Regions from separate parts of the Homo sapiens genome. Here region 2 is linked to region 1. Evidence: read pairs that join two places in POLR2A ChIA-PET (ENCODE). Cell type or tissue: MCF 10A. All regions are shown on one strand. Each heading gives the region's core, and the rest is flanking DNA. Links, peaks and the distances in the headings are about the cores only.

Evidence for each region. Peaks named below come from ENCODE experiments on the same cell type or tissue, not always from the same donor. Only the 100,000 strongest peaks of a DNase experiment are listed, where the experiment ranks them.
Region 2: POLR2A ChIA-PET joins it to region 1 with 5 read pairs; 3 of 35 experiments call an interaction of 5 or more read pairs at or near these places.

What each region holds. Positions count from the first base shown.
Region 1 is chr1:206,960,381-206,962,880 of GRCh38, reverse strand. FCAMR (Fc alpha and mu receptor) reads left to right here. Exons shown (of 8, transcript NM_001170631.2): 5 at 330-668; 6 at 1,658-2,459. Among named protein-coding and RNA genes, the nearest start is that of FCAMR, 8.8 kb to the left of the region's middle. RefSeq lists an enhancer at 114-1,313. In MCF 10A, for the core only: no CTCF peak of the experiment used is centred there; a DNase peak (open chromatin) is centred at 1,010.
Region 2 is chr1:207,015,725-207,021,409 of GRCh38, reverse strand. C1orf116 (chromosome 1 open reading frame 116) reads left to right here. Exons shown (of 4, transcript NM_023938.6): 4 at 1-2,888. Among named protein-coding and RNA genes, the nearest start is that of C1orf116, 14 kb to the left of the region's middle. RefSeq lists an enhancer at 664-1,863. In MCF 10A, for the core only: no CTCF peak of the experiment used is centred there; a DNase peak (open chromatin) is centred at 3,059.

The sequences.
Region 1 (2,500 bases), core at 1-2,500:
CTCTCATGTGTGCTTAGATGGCATCTTTTTAAACATCTGCATTGGAGCACAGGGGAACCCAGGCTCTGGATGGACCAGGATAGCTCAGGATAAGTGTTAGCTTATCAAGGTGGGTAAGATTATGATTACATTTTCATCTTCCATACCTTGGGACAACATCTGCTTTCCCAATGGCTGAGTTCTGCCATTTTTATATTGATTCTGCTCCATGTTCACAGTGGTATTTTCTGACTTGACCCCTAATTCTGGCAGAGTTCAGAGTTCGTGAGTCCCCAAACAGTGACTATGCTCACCACTTCCTCTCCTTTGACTTCCTTCTCTGTCTGCAGCTCCAAATTCATTGAAGGGCTCAAGGCTGGTGTCAGGGGAGCCTGGAGGAGCTGTCACCATCCAGTGCCATTATGCCCCCTCATCTGTCAACAGGCACCAGAGGAAGTACTGGTGCCGTCTGGGGCCCCCAAGATGGATCTGCCAGACCATTGTGTCCACCAACCAGTATACTCACCATCGCTATCGTGACCGTGTGGCCCTCACAGACTTTCCACAGAGAGGCTTGTTTGTGGTGAGGCTGTCCCAACTGTCCCCGGATGACATCGGATGCTACCTCTGCGGCATTGGAAGTGAAAACAACATGCTGTTCTTAAGCATGAATCTGACCATCTCTGCAGGTATGAGCTGACGGCTGATGGGCCAAGCTTGGTGAAGCACGTTCTAGGAAGGAGAAAGTGGGAGAGAAGCCTCAGAGACCCAGAAGGGCTTGAAACATTAGGGAAGTGACAATGAAAAGCTGGGGCAAGGCAAAGACTTTAAGAAGTAGGCTTTCATTTCAGAAGAAGGCTGCCTTCAAAAAAAAGGAAGATTTTAGGAAAAACTTCCCCAGTGAATGCATGTACACTCTCCCACCTGTGTCCCCCAAATGTCATGAAATATATATTTGGAGACGGCTCCAAGAATGGGATGACGTGGCTTCTTAGGATCCTGATAGCTGCATGTTCAGACATGCAGAGAAGCGGCAGCACTGCAGAGGAGGTGTGACAGGCAGGACAGAAGAATTGCAACTGGGCTGTCCTTCACACAGACTCTTGCTGAGTCCCTCAGCCAACATCTGACAGCTCCCAGGCCTAGGCCCTCTGCAGCAGGTTCTGTTTGTTGATCCCAAGTCAGGCACCCAGAGCATAGGAAGGGCCTCCAGGCTGTGAAAGGCCACTTGGCAGAGGAGACAGCATGACAGGAGGCAGCCTGAAAGCAGGTTAGTTCTATTAGATGCTGCTCTCCAGCCGCCTGCTGCAACGGGCTGCTCTGCTAGAAGTGGAGTGTTTCTTTTACCTTTTTTGAAGAACAATACCTGCTGGGCGGTGGGCCTCTGGAGAAAACAGCTTGGGAATTCAAGACAGCTGGATAGAAAATATGTGGGCATGGGAGAAGGAAATAGGAGTATAACATGTCAGTGTCTGCCACAGACGAGAGAATGTTTGCCACAAACTGGAGAATGAAACATTTTCCTATTTTTTATTTTATCCAACCTATTGGTCAAAGACTGCAACTCTTAGTGAGGTTGCATTCCACTTAGCAGACATTTTAAACCTGGTGTCCTTTGCCAAATCCAGTAGGTGGCCTGCCAGCCTTCCCATGTGGCCTCCCTCTGCTGTCCACACAGGTCCCGCCAGCACCCTCCCCACAGCCACTCCAGCTGCTGGGGAGCTCACCATGAGATCCTATGGAACAGCGTCTCCAGTGGCCAACAGATGGACCCCAGGAACCACCCAGACCTTAGGACAGGGGACAGCATGGGACACAGTTGCTTCCACTCCAGGAACCAGCAAGACTACAGCTTCAGCTGAGGGAAGACGAACCCCAGGAGCAACCAGGCCAGCAGCTCCAGGGACAGGCAGCTGGGCAGAGGGTTCTGTCAAAGCACCTGCTCCGATTCCAGAGAGTCCACCTTCAAAGAGCAGAAGCATGTCCAATACAACAGAAGGTGTTTGGGAGGGCACCAGAAGCTCGGTGACAAACAGGGCTAGAGCCAGCAAGGACAGGAGGGAGATGACAACTACCAAGGCTGATAGGCCAAGGGAGGACATAGAGGGGGTCAGGATAGCTCTTGATGCAGCCAAAAAGGTCCTAGGAACCATTGGGCCACCAGCTCTGGTCTCAGAAACTTTGGCCTGGGAAATCCTCCCACAAGCAACGCCAGTTTCTAAGCAACAATCTCAGGGTTCCATTGGAGAAACAACTCCAGCTGCAGGCATGTGGACCTTGGGAACTCCAGCTGCAGATGTGTGGATCTTGGGAACTCCAGCTGCAGATGTGTGGACCAGCATGGAGGCAGCATCTGGGGAAGGAAGCGCTGCAGGGGACCTAGATGCTGCCACTGGAGACAGAGGTCCCCAAGCAACACTGAGCCAGACCCCGGCAGTAGGACCCTGGGGACCCCCTGGCAAGGAGTCCTCCGTGAAGCGGTAACCCCAGGCACCTTCTCCCGGTTGGGGGGCCCCACATC
Region 2 (5,685 bases), core at 1,744-4,243, 57 kb before region 1:
GAGGAGCTGATTCGTTATCTCTTCACCCACTGCCCTCTCAGTATCACCAGTCCCAAAGACAGGATACGTCCCTGTAACCCAATCTCTCGGTTGATTGATAGCAGAACAGCTCTTGTTGGTCTGAGAAGGCAGGATAAGTGACCACATATTTATGCCACTACCTCCACCAGGGAGAGTCCTTCTCCACAGGCTTGATAAATTCAATCACCAACTGTGCTGTCGTCCCTGACTCTGCTACTCCCGTTCTTCCTGCTTTCCTGCTCCGTATCTCAGTCTGCACTGACCCCAGGGCTGGGCTGACATCAAGATGGGAGCCCAGCCCACGGGCTTTATAAACACCCAAGAACCGTTTCAGATCTTCTCTGTGCTGATGCAGGTAGTTTTAAATTTTTCTCAGTTCCAGTGATAGAAAACCCACACAATACATCCTCTGCCAGTCTTAATAGAATATCAGAGGTAAGAGGGGCCTCAGAGAAGCTCTGACGCAGTGCTGCTGGGGAAGGGAAGTGACTAACCCCGGGTCAGCCTGCCATTTAGGGAAAGAGCTGAGGTTCTTACCCTTGTTGCATGCTGCCACCTCTCCTTAGCCAGTGCTCTTGTACATCCACACAGCACCCTAAGGAGCCATAGTCACCATCAAAGACTCAACCCTAAGGCCCTTCAAGATCTCAAAGTGCCTTCTGAAGCATCAGAGATTAAATATTGTTCAAACTAATAGTTATTGCTGTGGCTTTTAATTTTATCTTTGGAAGATAGCTATATGGTAACTCATCATTAACCAGAACACCTCTCCCCTCAAATTCCGTGACCAAGTTGTGCAGCTTGAGCAAATGCCGAAAGAGGGTATTATGGGTGGGTGGTGTGGGCTTGCAAATACAAGCTTGGAGGTGAGACATGGCCAGACATGACTCCTGCTTCCCCTTAGGAAGTAAATCTTACTTATGGTTGTGAACTGCTTGGAGTCCAGGATGCCCAGATGTGAGGGGCAGATGAAGGGAATGTTGCTGGAAAGGTGCCTTTTAAGGCTGCTGAGAATTTCTGGACTGTGTCCTGATGGACGCAGCACCATCAAAGCCCAGAATTTCTGAAAACGGTGACAAGGTTAACATAAGGACAACAAATACTCCACCCTGTCATGGTATGTGAGGTGTGGGTGTGGCGGTTTCTGTGTACGTTTGCTCATACACGCACATCCAAAAGCCTGTGCCTCATTCCTGGCCATGGGTGAGGACTTGGTCTGTCACGGCTGATGAGGACTCCCACAACCGGCCAAGTTATGTCTTATTATACACCCCCAGAAAGAGAGAAAGCTGCCTTCTGGAGGACTGATTCCACATGCTATATTCAGCTGAGTTGATTTCTGTGTCTATTTCAACCCATAACCTGAAGAATGATCACCTTATTCCTTATTCATTAATTTTCTTGATTAATAGGGAAACTTGGGAATAGCTATAAAGTAAAACTTGGGTGGAACCTGGGGCCCTGGCATCACACAAGTGTGATTAGGATGGTCAAGGTCATCAGGAGTACAGCCTATTATATTCCCACATCCTGAGAAAGGTCATTTCTCCCACACACGACAAAGTCACAGACATCCTGCACCTGCCACTAGGCATCCTCATCCTACTGACATGCCCATTTCTCCAGTTTTCTTAATCTGAGACTCCCTTCCCTTGTTTTTTAAAGATACCGTGCTTCTCCACATCCTCATCCTTCAAGGAGCATATTTTGCTCTTAGGATGGTCTTTGGGATTCAAGAATAGAATAATAAATCCAAACTTGGTCATTCCCATTTTGAAGAGATGCAAGAGGGCCCAGTGAGGACATCCGCCTCCCTGAAAGTGGTGCTAGACAGAGCTGAGGTCATTGTATCTGTGTATCCACATAGGATTTCTCTTAATTCAGCTTGAATTGATGGGGAGGGAGGTAAGAGTAGGGTCAGAGTTACTCATCCCTTTTCAAAGAATTGTGGGTGGAAGTTTGTAAAGGCCATTCATTTGATTTTCAAAATCAAAGCGACAGCTCTACTTCCACTTGGCCTTAGATCTCTGCTATACCCTGCCATAGCCTTGATGCCACTGGGCACAAGCCACCTGCCAAATACAGGAGTGGCCTCTCCCAGCCTGGCATGATAGGGGGGTCTGTGCCCTCAGATGTGTTGACAGCTGCTCTTCTGAATTGCCACACCTGTGCTACACTTGGAATTCTGTGCTCTGACTCTGCAGGGTAGGACCACGTGCCATCTCACACAGAGGTCAACCGATGAGCCCACTCACTCGTACATGCCTTCTTCCACAGTGGGAAGCATGATCTGGCAGGGGCCGCCCTGTAGGCTGGGGATGGGCTGCTGTGTGAATGTTGACGTTCGTTTCATGGAGAAAGGGGAGGTGAAAGATTGAAGAGCAGGTTCCTGTCAATGTTCTGAGTTCGAGCTGGAGGTGTAGATTGAATAGTCTACATGGTCTGTGAGTGTGTGAGATGAACCCTTCCATCCTTTGACACCTGGTTGTATGTGTAGGCTAAGAAGGAAGGACCCTCCTGTCAGTGTGCAAAGCTGTAATCTCATGGACTAGAGGAGAGGGGGCCAAGGGGATGGACAGGAGAAGTCATGCAGAATCTAAGCAGGAATGCAGATAGAACACATCTAGGCTCTTTTCCCCAGGAGAGTGATGATGGAGCATATAGATCTGGCTCAAATTCAGCCTCCATCACTTACCAGTCAGGAACCCTGGCGATATCACTTTAACTTTCTGAACCTCAGAGTCTTCACCTATAAGACGGGGAAAATAATACCACCCTTTCAAGATTGTTGAGATAAATAAGTGATATAAAACATGTAAAGCTTAGTTCTGGCCACAGTGTAGCTACTCAATAAATGATAATACTACCTTCTGGGTCTTATTTTTTTCTTCTCAAAGGAGGTGACTGTAGGGAGGGTTGGATACCAAGGGCTCACCCAACTCACTTCTGAGAGAAAGATAGAGCCTGCTGCACACAAAACTTACGGCACAACCAGGCTTCGGCACAGCCTCCACGTGACTCAGCTTCACCCATGCCAGGCTTCCTGGAGTTTGAAAAGACAGCAATTGGCATGGGTGTAATGTGTGTGTTCCGGTGCAGCCTGAACCAGCTGTTTCCAGCTTTCATATCCTCAAATCCAACTTCTCCTGTATCATCAGTCTCTTACTGCCCATGACCATAGAGCAAGCTTCTTTTTGCTTCCTTTTACTTTCTTTTGCTGTGTGGTTCAGAGAACTATATGCTGTTCTACAGTTATTTATTTTTAAAATGAAGGTAAAAAAAATAAGCATATAACAGGAGGGAACTCCTCAGAAAGAAATAAAAGCTAGAAAAGGTTTTAAAATTCCTTTTTTTTATTTTAAATAGCACGTTCTTTTAAATTTGTTCATCTCTGGAATGAATCAGGCATTAGTTATCAGGAGGCAAGAAGTACATTGGATGAGGTCTCTAAATCTCTTCAGGTGTAGGGACCTGTGAATTGCTGGAGTCATGACCACTGTCACAATCATCACTGACTGTTAGCATACACATGTGGTAAAAACAGATTACACTCTAATTCCAGGCTGTCACTCTCTCTTACTCATTACCTAGTTGGATTGTTGTCCTTATCACCACTTGCCACGTATCCAGAATTCAAAATAATGTGAAACAGGCAGAGGCCTGGACCAGGTGAGATTTAGTGGGTCACTTCTTCTCACTCTCAACATGAGGGACTTGGTCTTTCTCCTAGATCCATGCTAGCCCTGAAATGTATGTTTCGGTAAATCCAAACAAGTTAGGAAGATAAACACCTGCCAAAAATAATCAAAATATAGTCTAAAATAAACTAAACCTCAGAGAACTTGAGAACGGAAAGGAAACTTTTAGGTTCTGTAATTCAACCTCCCACCTAAAGAGGAATTATCTCTATAGTTGGAGATACATATGTTTCTTCCTTTCTTTCTATCTACCTATCTATATCTATGGTCAGAAATAAACACACACACATATATATATATGTATATATATATACATGTAGGACCAGGAAGACGGGAGGTTCGGTTTGGGGCATACTGAGTTTGAGGTTGCTGTGGGACTTCTAAGCTGACATGGCCTCTGGCATGTCAACTTAGATAGCTATATCTATATCTATATCTATATCTATATCTATATCTATATCTACCTCCAACTATGTATATATAGAGAGAGATATGGTCAGAAATATAGTTGGATAGATGGATGGAGGCTTGATGGATGGATGGATGGATGAGTGGATAGATGGAAGAAGATAAGAAAGGAGGGAAGAGGAGGGGAGGGAAGAGAGATTGAGAACATACAGTGGCCAAGAGCATAGGCTCAGGAGCCAGGCTGCCAGGGTCTCTGCACTTCAGTTTCCTTTTCGGTGATTACCTTTTGCATCTTTTAACTTTCTTTGTTGTGTGGTTCAGGGAACTTTATGCCGCCCTACAGTTATTGTTTATCTTAAAAATGGAGAGAAAACGAACTTAGATTATAACAGGATGGAACCTCGTAAAGTAAGGCAATAATAATACTTACCCCTTGCAGTTTTTATGAAAATAGAATCAAATGAGATACTACATATAAAAAAAACCATAGCACACTGCTGAATAAATGGTGTCTATTCATATTATTATCATATAGACGTGTAATTCAGATGCCAACTGGGACCCCCATCAGGACTGGTTAATCTTGGCCTGCACCTAGATTCCTCAGAACTGAAACAGTCAAAGCCCTCCTCCAGTTTTAAGAGCCTCCTACAGTTCTGTCCTATCTGCATCTGTGTGTGCTGCTTCGGAGCCTCCCCACACCTGCCTCCTTCCCAATCCACACTCTGCCATCCCTAAGCCACTGTCTCTGTCTCCGCTCACTATTGGTCTAGACCCAAAGCCCAGGCCTTTCACTGATTCCCATGGGAAATCAGGTTTCGTTAAGCATTTTGTTATTTTCTGAGTTTTTTACTGAAGGTCAGTGTGGGGGATGCTGGGGGACCTATCACAACCACATGGCCTCACATCACCTCCCCTTCCACCCTTTCTTTTTCTTTTCCAACTTATAGCACAACCAGCAAATCCTTCTCACCTCCACCCGACACTTGAGGGCTCTTAGGATCTAAGCGTCAACCCCCAGAGACTTTTCAAAAAATTCCTCTTACGTGAAGAGAGTTGCTGCGCCAAACTCTGTACATCTCTACAGATGGAAAGATCATTCTGGTGGCTGGGTTGGGAGGGGACTGAGACAGGCTGGGATGGGTGTGAAGGGAACAGTTAGAAAGCTACTGCTGTAGTCTGGGAGGGAGGCAGTGTGGCACTGTGCAGCTGTGGTGGTGGCAGAAAGAAGAAAAGAAAGAAGGTTTGAAGATGTTCATCACTGACATGATTTGGTGGACCTATTACTGAGGGTGAGGAAGAGGGTGAGGTCATGAGTCATGTTTTGGTTTCATTCCTTCGTGATTGGATGGATACTAATACCACTCACTGAGACATAGACCATGGCGAGAGGCTCAGATCTGGGGGTCCCCTGCATGGGTCTGTGTTTGGACATGTTGAGAGTACAGCGCTCTCTACCTCCTGGGCCTTCATGCCTGAAAGTAGGACTGAGGCTACAGCACAAGTTGACTTGCAACATCAACACCTCCTCCAGCTCACACCAACCCTGCCACACTCT